Linked DNA regions of Homo sapiens: regions 1, 3 and 4 are each linked to region 2. The links are chromatin contacts, found by Hi-C or POLR2A ChIA-PET in ENCODE. All regions are on one chromosome and are shown on one strand. The core of a region is the stretch at or near the end of the contact, and the rest is flanking DNA. Distances in the headings are between cores, read along the strand shown.

Evidence for each region. Hi-C counts contacts between places; a loop is a spot of excess contacts on that map. ChIA-PET counts read pairs that join two places held with the same protein, here RNA polymerase II (POLR2A). Pooled maps may share reads with other maps.
Region 1: a map of endothelial cell of umbilical vein shows a loop between it and region 2 (2.2-fold over the local background). The contact joins the promoter of PTRH2 here to the promoter of LINC01476 in region 2. A Hi-C loop is called at or near these places in 2 of 168 maps with a recorded cell type or tissue (Caco-2 and endothelial cell of umbilical vein), 6 of 37 single-sample maps with no recorded cell type and 11 of 50 pooled maps. POLR2A ChIA-PET finds 5 or more read pairs at or near these places in 3 of 52 experiments (HepG2, OCI-LY7 and activated naive CD4-positive, alpha-beta T cell).
Region 3: a map with no recorded cell type shows a loop between it and region 2 (2.5-fold over the local background). The contact joins the enhancer-like site here to the promoter of LINC01476 in region 2. A Hi-C loop is called at or near these places in 2 of 168 maps with a recorded cell type or tissue (K562 and OCI-LY7), 7 of 37 single-sample maps with no recorded cell type and 9 of 50 pooled maps. POLR2A ChIA-PET finds 5 or more read pairs at or near these places in 3 of 52 experiments (CD8-positive, alpha-beta T cell, H1 and WTC11).
Region 4: a map with no recorded cell type shows a loop between it and region 2 (4-fold over the local background). The contact joins the enhancer-like site here to the promoter of LINC01476 in region 2. A Hi-C loop is called at or near these places in 2 of 168 maps with a recorded cell type or tissue (K562 and OCI-LY7), 9 of 37 single-sample maps with no recorded cell type and 13 of 50 pooled maps. POLR2A ChIA-PET finds 5 or more read pairs at or near these places in 3 of 52 experiments (HCT116, WTC11 and activated CD8-positive, alpha-beta memory T cell).

Annotation. Positions count from the first base shown.
Region 1 is chr17:59,706,005-59,708,704 of GRCh38, forward strand. PTRH2 (peptidyl-tRNA hydrolase 2) reads right to left here and starts at 1,426. Exons shown (of 2, transcript NM_016077.5): 1 at 1,367-1,426. VMP1 (vacuole membrane protein 1) reads left to right here and starts at 1,650. Exons shown (of 12, transcript NM_030938.5): 1 at 1,650-1,744. RefSeq lists enhancers at 1,240-1,895, 1,696-1,755.
Region 2 is chr17:59,525,578-59,528,277 of GRCh38, forward strand. It overlaps LINC01476 (long intergenic non-protein coding RNA 1476), which reads right to left and starts at 1,280. Exons shown (of 3, transcript NR_110813.1): 1 at 903-1,280.
Region 3 is chr17:59,728,201-59,730,900 of GRCh38, forward strand. All of the region lies in intron 1 of VMP1 (vacuole membrane protein 1), which reads left to right. Among named protein-coding and RNA genes, the nearest start is that of VMP1, 22 kb to the left of the region's middle. Within about 2 kb of position 1,376, at least 3 of the 41 ENCODE cell types and tissues checked have a DNase peak (open chromatin) inside an H3K27ac peak, as active enhancers do.
Region 4 is chr17:59,753,410-59,756,109 of GRCh38, forward strand. All of the region lies in intron 5 of VMP1 (vacuole membrane protein 1), which reads left to right. Among named protein-coding and RNA genes, the nearest start is that of VMP1, 47 kb to the left of the region's middle. RefSeq lists enhancers at 801-2,000, 844-1,686. Within about 2 kb of position 1,267, at least 10 of the 41 ENCODE cell types and tissues checked have a DNase peak (open chromatin) inside an H3K27ac peak, as active enhancers do; they include HCT116, where a contact is called at or near this core.

The sequences.
Region 1 (2,700 bases), core at 176-2,675, 180 kb after region 2:
GTCTAATCATAAAAATGCTAAAATTAACACATATTTTTGTTCTTTAGGATGTTCTAATCTCATATTAATCTGATCAGATTATCATCTAACTCCTCTAAAACAACATGTCTGTCTCTTTTTCTGTACACTTACGACAAGCGTATCAATAAGCCTAGTGCCTAAGACTAAGGTAAAACAAATAACCATTCTTTGTCTCATAAATAATTCTGGGCAATGACAGCAGAACAAAATAAGTACATCCTATAAAATCTTCTTCTTGGTGCCTTCTAATTCCCCTGCCTCAGTAAACCCATTTCAGTAGTGCTCTTGATCCCATTACCTCCTTCTGCACCATGCTCCACCCGTTAATCTTTTTTTAAGAGACAGGGTCTCACTATGTGGCCCCCTATGTGGCCCAGGCTGTTCTCAAACTCCTGGGCTCAAGCAATCCTCCTGTCTCAGCCTCCCAAAGTGTTGGATTACAGGCTGAGCCACCGCGCCGGGTCTGCAGTTTACAACCGAAAAAAACAAACAAACCTTTCCCAAATCTTCTCTGACCCTTAAGCCACTGCCCCACTTTCCCTGTATAACATATTCCCAGAGTCTAGTATGGTGCCTGGGGTATGTCAGTAAGGATTAATACCTCTCTAGTTAATCTCTTTGTGTGAAAAAGGGGGGAAATTTTTTCTTTCTTTTTTTTTTTTTTCTGAGACGAAGTCTCACTCTGTCGCCCAGGCTGGAGAGCAATGGAGCGATATCGGCTCACTGCAACCTCCGCCTCCCGAGTTCAAGTCATTCTCCTGCCTCAGCCTCCCGAGTAGCTGGGATTACAGGCACGCGCCACCACGCCGGCTAATTTTTGTATTTTTAGTATAGATGGGTTTTCGCCATGTTGGCCAGGATGGTCTCGAACTTCTGACCTCAGGTGATCCGCCCACATCAGCCTCCCAAAGTGCTGGGATTACAGGCGTCAGCCACCGCGCCCGGCCCCAAATTTTCGACTATATTCTTAGAAACCAATTCTTTCCACGCAGAGCTCGACAGCTCGAAACGCTGGGGATATTCATAAGTGCCCAGCTGAGGGTATGAGGCCTGCTCGCTATTTTATCAATTTCGGAGAGAGCGCATCGATACTGCCTGCCTGGAGGCTTTGCTGGGAACTAGAAATTCTGAGTCTTCCCCTCCCCAGCAGCCTGTTCCTTTCCTCCAAAGGACGGTTCGCAGAACAGGAACAGAGGGCTCAGCGGCCCCTGGGCGGAAGACAGTTTATAAAGGAGAAAATGAAGAAGGTGGGTAATGCAACGAGGTGAAAAGAAACGTTCCTACTGGCGAGAAAATGAATAATGATATTGGTCTCCTTCGCCCTGTAAGGAGCCAACCAACCTACCTACAGTACCTCCTTTCCTCACTCGCGCCTTCCCTTCTTCTGGGCAGCGAACACGTTTCTATCGCGTGAGCTACCTCTTCCGGGGTTCCTGGGTGACAAGTTCCGGATCAAGAATCACAAAGCGAGCAGTCATTCTTCCTCTTGCCACACCCACAGGGCCCGCACTAAGAGCCTAACTGAAATCCCGCGAGGATCAACCGAGCTCGCCGAAAGGAGGGAGGAACGTATCCCTTCTGGAGGCTGTCTCAGGGGGCAGAGGGACCGGACCGGAAGTGACGTGAGCGGGTTCCGGTTGTCTGGAGCCCAGCGGCGGGTGTGAGAGTCCGTAAGGAGCAGCTTCCAGGATCCTGAGATCCGGAGCAGCCGGGGTCGGAGCGGGTAGGTAAACTAACTCAGGGAATTGGGGACCGAAGCCTGAGGCTGTCCTCAGAGCTTGGCGTCTTCCGGAGCTCTCCCACTTAGGCATTGCGGATCTGGGGCACTGTGATTCCGACTTCCAGCAGTGTTTTAGGACGCTGCTGACTGGATGTCTCACCCTGGATGTCTCACGCTGGCGGTAGCCAGGTTATTTGGGACACCTTCTCATGGTTGGTCACCCGGACATTGAACCCAGACACCGGGCTGTTCGTTCTCCTCTCCGCGTACTTGGAAGCCTTGCTAGGCTTCTTTAGAGAACCTCTTAGTCCCGGGATGTCCAGGACCTTGGAGTAAGTGGAGAAGGTCTTCCCTGCTGATGACTGAGCTATTTCTCAGGATCTGTCAGTTTGGTTTTTGCTCTCCCGAACCTCTGGCGCATGATGCTAGATGTATTCGCTCCTAAACGAAATCCAGGCGTGCAAGTGCCATCTAAAGCTCTGGTGGTACAGGGTAGCCAAGGGAATGGGCCTTCGCTCCGCAGAGCCCTTGGAGAGGAACTTCTCAGATTTTTCACTGCTTTAATGAAAAAGAGTTGTCTGCCTTTCCAAACCCCTGAACCCCGACCTCTATATCTTATTACAGTGGAGGTATTTGCAGTAAAACGTGAAGGTCGACTTAATCTCTAAAATTCCAGAAACCATATGTGGCCCTGTGTCACACTGCTAGATTACTTATGACCTCCAGAAGATTTTACACAATCATCTTTTATTTACCTGCAACTCCATGTAAAAATCTAATAATACACGTAGACTGGCCACTGTTGATGTGTTTTGGCAGCATCGCTCCTTATCCTAATGTTAACGTCTTTCATTTCTACTTTGGGGCTTGTCAGAGATTTTTGTGGACAGATTACATTGATCATTTGAAGAAGCTTGTACAAGTGTTTCTGGTGTTGTCATGATAGAATTTAATATTCC
Region 2 (2,700 bases), core at 30-2,529:
CTTCAGAGAGATAAGAGAAGATACGCACTTATGAAATAATACAGAGCCCTTGGAAATTGAACATATAGCAGGAGCAAAAACTTTAATAAAGGAATTGGAAGATGAAATTGAAGACTCTTTTAGAAAGAAGAAAAAAAAGACAAGAAAGTGGAAATTGAAGAGAAAAAAAATAAGGAACCTATTGGATCACTGCAGAATGTCCAATACCTGCCTATAATGTGAAATCCTGCATGGCAAGGATTTTGTATGTTTGATCATTGCGTAGAATAGAACCAGACACACAGTAGGCCATCAATAAATAGTTCTGCAAGAAATCAATTTTCAGAGTGTAAGGATCCACTCAGAACAAGAATGGGGAAAGACTCATGCCAACACACACGATTGTGAAACTTCAGAACATCAGAGACAAAGGGATCTTCAAAGCCTCTGGAGAGGAGAAAAAACACATACTCAAGGATCAAGAGTCAGATTGGCTTTGAACTTTAGAATAGCAAAGTTGGAAACATTATATTCCAGTAAGGAGTCATCCTGCACTTTTTATACATTCTTTCAAATGTCCAGTGATACAGAGAAACCTTTTTCATTCACCCCCAGTGACAGAGCAATCTTGAATATCTTGCAAGATTACACCTTATTTGCAAGCACATATGTGAACTAAATTCTTTCAAAATATTGTCATCAAAAATGATTAGCAAAGCAAGTTAACGTCTAAAGTTTTGTGGCTTGATATTAACTCCTTGGTGCTCAATTAAAATAAAACCCATTTATTATTCAGTCTATTTTGTGTTCCTTCATTGCATGCAATTGCAACAAGTAGACATTGGAGGCAAAAAGTAAGATTACATAACACAAAATAGATTCTCAAATGTTCCTCCAACAAAGCAGAAACGAATAATGCTTACCTCTGGTCAGTATTCATGTGGTGACCAGGGTTAGTGGTACTGCCATGAGGCTCCATGTGGCTGGATTGTTGATATTTTCTGTCAACTGTCAGTGACAGAAACTCAACTCAGTCTAGTTTTAGCTCCTGGAAATGGGAAGTCCAAGGGGTGGGTCCTGCATCAGGCATAACTGGATCTAAGAGTGCAAATCATGTCATGGGATCTCTCCTTTTACCCTTCTCTTCACTGCTCTTCTGTTTTCTCTGTGTGGCTTCATTTCCAGGCAGGCCATCCCCATGTGGAAGCAAAGATGGCCAGCAAACAGCTCAGGCTTACGTTTTCCTCATGGCTAGCAATTCAACTCTTGCTTTCCCAGCATTTGCATCCATCTTTGGAAAGAATTTAGATTATGTCACTTGCTCCCTCCTTGACCAATTGTGTGATAGGGAGAATTAGGCACTGTGATTGGGCTGCCTGGTTCATAAACTGATGAGATTTGTTTTAGGGCCAGATGGTTGGTATCTGTGGGGAGAGAAAGGATACAGAAGTTGGGAATCAAGCAGGTTCTGGATTTAAACCCATGTATCTGACAGACCCACCTAAATCCCATAGAGTGGGAGGGTGATAGCTTTCAAAAGAAGAGGATCAGAAAAGACTCCTCCCCATCCTCCTCCCCTCAAGATAACAGATGATCACTTACATGAGATTTTCCCTAGGAGTCAAAATTCTTCACGCTGTAAGATACTAAATAAAATGCAATCGTTTTAAGAAGAGCATACTTGAGAAAATTATCACCTTGAAGTGATGGACGGCTTAATTAGAATTTAAAAAAAGAAAAAAACACAACCCACGGCATTATCCAAATTACTTGAGGTATAACATACAAACTCTTTGGTTTCTAGGAGATATGTAAATGATTCACTTGTATTTTTAATTTGTAAGTAAATGGTGCCAGGTTTCCAGACAGAAACTGAAGCCAAATCTTTATCCATGGAACTTCACAGTGAGAGGCACATCTTAGAGATGAATACAAATCAATAATACAAATTACCCTTATCTAAGTGCCCCAATATTGTACCTCTTGTGCTCTGGTTATCATATTCCCACAGCTCTGGGTGTTTCAAATTAGATGTGGATTCTTCCACTTTTTTTTTTTTTTTGAGACAGGTTCTCACTTTGTTGACCAGGCTGGAGTGCAGTGGCATGATTACAGCCCACTGCACCATTGGCCTCCCAGGCTCAAGCGATCCTCCCACTTCAGCCTCCAGAGCAGCTGGGACTACAAGCATGCGCCACCATGCCTGCCTAATTTTTTTGTATTTTTGGTAGAAACGGGGTTTCGCCGTGTTGCCTAGGCTGATCTCAAACTCCCGGGCTCAAGTGATCCACCCACCTCAGCCTCCCAAAGTGCTGGGATTACAGGTGTGAGCCATCACACCTGGCCTCTTATTTTTTAAACATCTCCTTTATTGTACTTTATAGCTTCAGAATTGAGCTGATCAAAATACATGCTATTCAACTTGCATAGTAAAATCTTTCCTTGTGTCTGTCAGAACCTGCCTAACTCCTTACTTCTATATCCTTCATCTCCCAACAGATACCAACCTTCCAGCCCCTAAAACAAATCTCAGCCCCAGGAGGGCACTCATGTCCGTCATTCAGAGATTTGGCACACAAAGTCATACTCATTGCTAGGCTAGCTCTGACATGCTCCAATAACTGGACTTCCTACTTGTCTCCAAAACCAGGCTTTCTGGTAACCAGTTTTTGTAACTACATCCCTGTCTGTTCCCTGTGCCTGGATCCCTGACTTAGAAAC
Region 3 (2,700 bases), core at 126-2,625, 200 kb after region 2:
AGTTACAATAGTTAGAGTTTAGACAAGGAATAAATTAGCACCAGCTATCAAACTACAGGAAGATTGGACCCATGACCATATCATATTCTGATCAGCTAAATATAAATCTAGCATGACTCTTGGCACATACAAAGTGTTCAGTTAGTATTTGTTCAGTGAATAGGTAAACAAACCTTATACAAGCATCTTATCAAGTGACTTCATGAATTTTCTTTCTTAATAATATAACCCCCTAACTCATATATCTGACTTTGAATTCTAAATTGTCACTGAATCCGCTCATAAAATATAAAAATTTGAGCCACTTGGCCATGAGAATACTCCTAATACTCTTGGGTCTTCTATTAAATATAGAGACGCGTGGGTAGTGGCTCATGCCTGGAATCCCACCACTTTGGGAAGCTGGGGCAGGAGGATCGCTTCAGGCCAGGAGTTCGAGACCAGCCTGGGCAACATAACTAAATGAATGAATGAATAAATGAGATTATTTATTTATTTATTTATTTATAATCTATGAATATATTATTCATATGTATTCATAACATATATTTCCTATGAATATTTGGAAGTTTGGATAGTTCCTGCTGGTGACTATTCTTAAACAGCTTTATTGAAACATAATTCACATATCATATAATTCACCCATTTAAACGGTATATTCACATCTATGCAACTATCAAAACAATTTTAGAACATTATCATCACCCCAGAAAAAAACTCACAACTCATTGGCAGCTACTCCCCATTTTTCTCCAGCTCATCTGCTAATCCACTTTCTGTTATCATGGATATGCATATTCTGGAAATTTCATATAAATGGGAATCATAACAAGTAGTCTTTTGTGACTGACTTCTTTCACTTAGCATATTTTCAGACTCCATTGATGCAGTAGTATGTATTACTACTTTATTTCTTTTTATGGCTAATATTTCATTGTTTGGGTATACCATATACCGTATTTCCTATATCCATTCATCAGTTGATAAGACATTTGGGTTATAGGCTGGGCGCAGTGGCTCACGCCTGTAATCCCAGCACTTTGTGAGGCCGAGGCAGGCAGATCACAAGGTCAGGAGTACAAGACCAGCCTAACCAACATGGTGAAACCCCGTCTCTACTAAAAATACAAAAATTAGCCAGGCATGGTGGCGGGCACCTGTAATCCCAGTTACCTGGGAGGCTGAGGCAGGAGAACCACTTGAACTCGGGAGGCAGAGGTTGCAGTGAGCCAAGATCATGCCACTGCACTCCAGCCTGAGCGACAGAGACTCCATCTCAAAAAAAAAAAAAAAAAAACCTTTGGTCTGTTAACAGTGTCACTATGAACATTCCTGAATTGCTGAGTCATATGGTAACTGTATTTTACCTTTTGAGGAACTGACAGATTGTTTTCCAAAGCAGCTGAACTCTTTTGCATTCCCACCAGCAGTTCCGATTTCTCCACATCCTCACTAACACTTGTTATTATTATCTTTTTTTTGTTTCTTTTTTTTTTTTTTTTGAGACAGAGTCTTGTTCCTGTCACCCAGGCTGGAGCGCAATGGCACGATCTTGGCTCACTGCAACCTCCGCCTCGGGGGTCCAAGCGATTCTCCTGCCTCAGCCTCCCGAGTAGCTGGGATTACAGCCACCCACCACCACGCCAGGCTAATTTTTGTATTTTTAGTAGAGACGGGGTTTCACCATGTTGCGCAGGCTAGTCTTGAACTCCTGACCTCACTATCTGCCTGCCTTGGCCTCCCAAAGTGCTGGGATTACAGGCGTGAGCCACTGCGCCTGGTCTATTATCTGTCTTTTACTATAACCATCCTAACAGGTATGAGATTGTATCTCATTGTGGTTTAATTTGCATTTCCTTGATGGCTAAAGATGTTAGACATCTTTTTATGTGCTTATTAGCAATTTGTGTATCTTTGGAGAAATATCTGTGCAGCTCCTCTGTCCGTTTATTAATTGGATTATTTGCTTTTTATTACTGAGTTGTAAGAGTTTGCAGGCCCGATACACGCTTCTTATGAAATATATGTGATTTGTAAATACTTTCTCCTGTGGGTTGTATTTATTTTCACTTTCTTTTTTTTTTTGAAGCAGGGTCTCCCTTTTGCCCAGGCTGTAATGCAGTGGTACAATCATACCTCAGTGTAGCCTTTCACTCCTGAGCCCAAGCAATCCTCCCACCTCAGCCTCCTGAGCAACTAGAACTACAGGCATGGGTCATCACTCCTGGCTAATTTATTTATCTTATGTAGGATGGGATCTCACTGTGTAGTCCAGGCTGGGCTCAAACTCCTGACCTCAAGTGATCATCCTGCCTTGGTCTCCCAAAGTGCTGGGATTATAGGCATGAGCCACTGCACCCGGCCCCAGTTGTCTTTTTATAAGTGTCTGGGCAAGTTTTAATATTGTATTAAGGACTCAGCATTTATTGTATTAAGGACTCAGCATTTTAGCCTTTTATTGAAGTGATGTGCTTTTTGAGTAGAAAGTTTTGCTTTACTAACACCTGAAGAATGATACAATCACAGGCAATCTGGTTTTTATATGTTGTATTACATTAAAGTAAAAGCACTGATACCTGTAGTATGAAATGAAGCATGTTATAAATAAAGTACATTTAACTATCTTAAACATTTCAAGTTTGGTTTTTTTTTTTGCCCATATCATTTTATTCAGTAGAATTGTTTCCTAAATAAAACTGG
Region 4 (2,700 bases), core at 17-2,516, 230 kb after region 2:
AACTTTGGTACTTGATTATGAGAAATGTATTCTGGACATGCTCCTTATATGCATGTACATTATGATTCATCAAGTTACAAGACAAAAAGATGATTAAAGAACCATTTGTAAACTGTATGTAACATTAAGGATTTATAAAGCCTGTTCTTAATAGCAAAGGAGTCCATGGGCTACAATTTACTCTCCTATATAATGTGATGTATGTACAATTTTTGACACTAGGTGGAGCAGTTTCCTGGCAAAAGACTTCACAAAGCCCCATATCCCTTTCAGTTAAGCCCAGCTTCTAGACAAAGAACTGTAAAGAGAAGAAAAACGATCGACAATCATTTTATAATTTAAAAACATACCCAAATATTTAGCTATAAGTAGAAGGCTGAATATATTTTACAATTTTTCTGTTTGCCATATATTTTAACCATTGGATTTTCTCATGTTTAAAGTGTTAGTTTTACTTTCTAGAAGCAGTTTGGAAGTAGAAAAGTTGGGAACTATTCAGTTACATTGTAGAATAGATCAGGTTTTATTAGAAGCTGTAACATCAAGGTGTTATCCTTTGAATGATATCTGTGAGCCATTTTGTTTCATATGACCATTTTTATAGAAAAAAAGTACTTTTTGTTATAAATTAGATACAAAGAAAATTGTGAGATACGTGCCCCTGTGTAAGATTCAGAGCCTGTTTCTGCTTTAAAGTTTGGGATTATTTCATTATTAAAATATGTGTTAAAAATTGTACATTTACCCTGAAGTACAGGTCAATTGATGACTAAAAAGAAAACAAAAAAAATTATACATTTAAAAAATCTGACATCTTAATTGCTTTTTCATATTTATGACCTCCTCTGTATATGGCACCCTAAGGAGGAAGTACTGTATAGTATTCTGCACTTTTTAAAAGCTGTTTTTTCCTTAGTATAGACATTTCTGATACTTTTTGACTCTTGGCTATTGCTAAAAGTAAATATTATTTGGAAAACTGCATTCATATGGGTTGAAATAAAATAGTGAAATAGTTTCAGTAAGTGAAATATTGTAGTAGTTAATACCATAAAGTGGAATCATTCTTTTTTTAAAAAATTGTTAGCCAGCTTCTTCCCTATCAATTCAGCTTGACTTCTGACTATTGCTTTATTGCTCATTTGTCTATCCTCCTTTTAAGACAAAAAAGAAATTACCAAAAGTTAAGGCTGTGGTGTGACTTGATACCAGATGCTTATAACTATGGCTATAAGCATGCAGTGACTCAGTGCTGTTTCAGGAAGACCAACAGACCCTTCTTAGAAAAAAATCTATTTGCCTTTTGTTTGATGAAGGCATGAAAGCTCTTCTCCCTGTCTTTCCCTAAGGAATGACTCATATATTAACTCTGCTGAGCATCACCACATCAAAAGAAGAAACCAAGGTCTTCAGGACATCAGGCTGGGTTTTTGCCAAGGAAAAGGGGTATGCACAGACTGGGTAACTTCCTGCCCTTAAGTTTATTAATGTATGCTTAAATGAAAGCCAAGAAAATTTAGTTTAGCTTAAATTTGTTGTTGAGCATACATTTTAAACAATTTATACTAGCCCCCCCCGCCCTTTTTTAACAGCTCTCATAAATATGTAGTTCATTTCTCTTGAATACTTAAGTCAACTGTATGATCAAAAGTTGCTTGGGTCTAGAGAACAAAGGTGAAACATGCCTTCTTTTTCTTTTTCTTTTTCTTTTTTTTTTAGACGGAGACTCACTCTGTCTCCCAGGCTGGAGTGCAATGGCGCGATCTTGGCTCACGGCAAACTCCATCTCCCACGTTCAAGCGATTCTCCTGCCTCACCCTCCCGAATAGTTGGGACTACAAGCATGCGCCACCACACCCGGCTAATTTTTTGTATTTTTAGTAGAGACAGGAGTTTCACAATGTTGGCCAGGCTGGTCTCGAACTCCTGACCTCAAGTGATCTGCCCGCCTCAGCCTCCCAAACTGCTGGGATTACAGGCGTGAGCCACCACACCTGGCCAAACATGCCTTTTAATATGGATTAATTCAATATAATAAAAATAGCTTCAAAGACAGTACCTTATAACTTGGAGCATGAACTAATACTATAGAGTTCATATTTCTTTTGTTTTGGCCAGCAATTTTATATTTGCACTTTTATAGTATAATCTCATATTTCTACCCTGTGACCTAGGTAACAAGCATTATTAGGCTTTTTGTTAAACAAAGGAAGAGATAGAAGTTACCAACAGTAATTTACCAACAGATTTAGAAAACTGAAATCCACATTAATGCATGCCCCGGTTACTGCTTTTTGACAGTTTGTTTCTTTGTTTTTTGTTTTGGTTTTTGGTTTTTTTTTTTTTTGAGACAGGGTCTTGCTCTGTCGCTCAGGCTGGAGTGCAGTGGCATGATCATAGCTCACTGCAACCTTGAACTCCTGGGCTCGAGTGGTCCTCCCATCTCAGCCTCCCAAGTAGCTGGGACTACAGGCATATGCCACCACACTGGGCTAATATTTTTTCTTAGTAGAGACGGAATCTCACTGTGTTGTCCGAGCTAGTCTCGAACTCCTGGGCTCAAGTGATCCTGCTGCCTCGGCCTCTCAAAGTGTTAGGATTTCAAGCATGAGACACTGTTCCCAGCCTGTACTGCATTTTGTAGAGACCAGAGGCATAACTTGGGACCTTCTTCACAAAAAGAATATAAACACTGGTTAA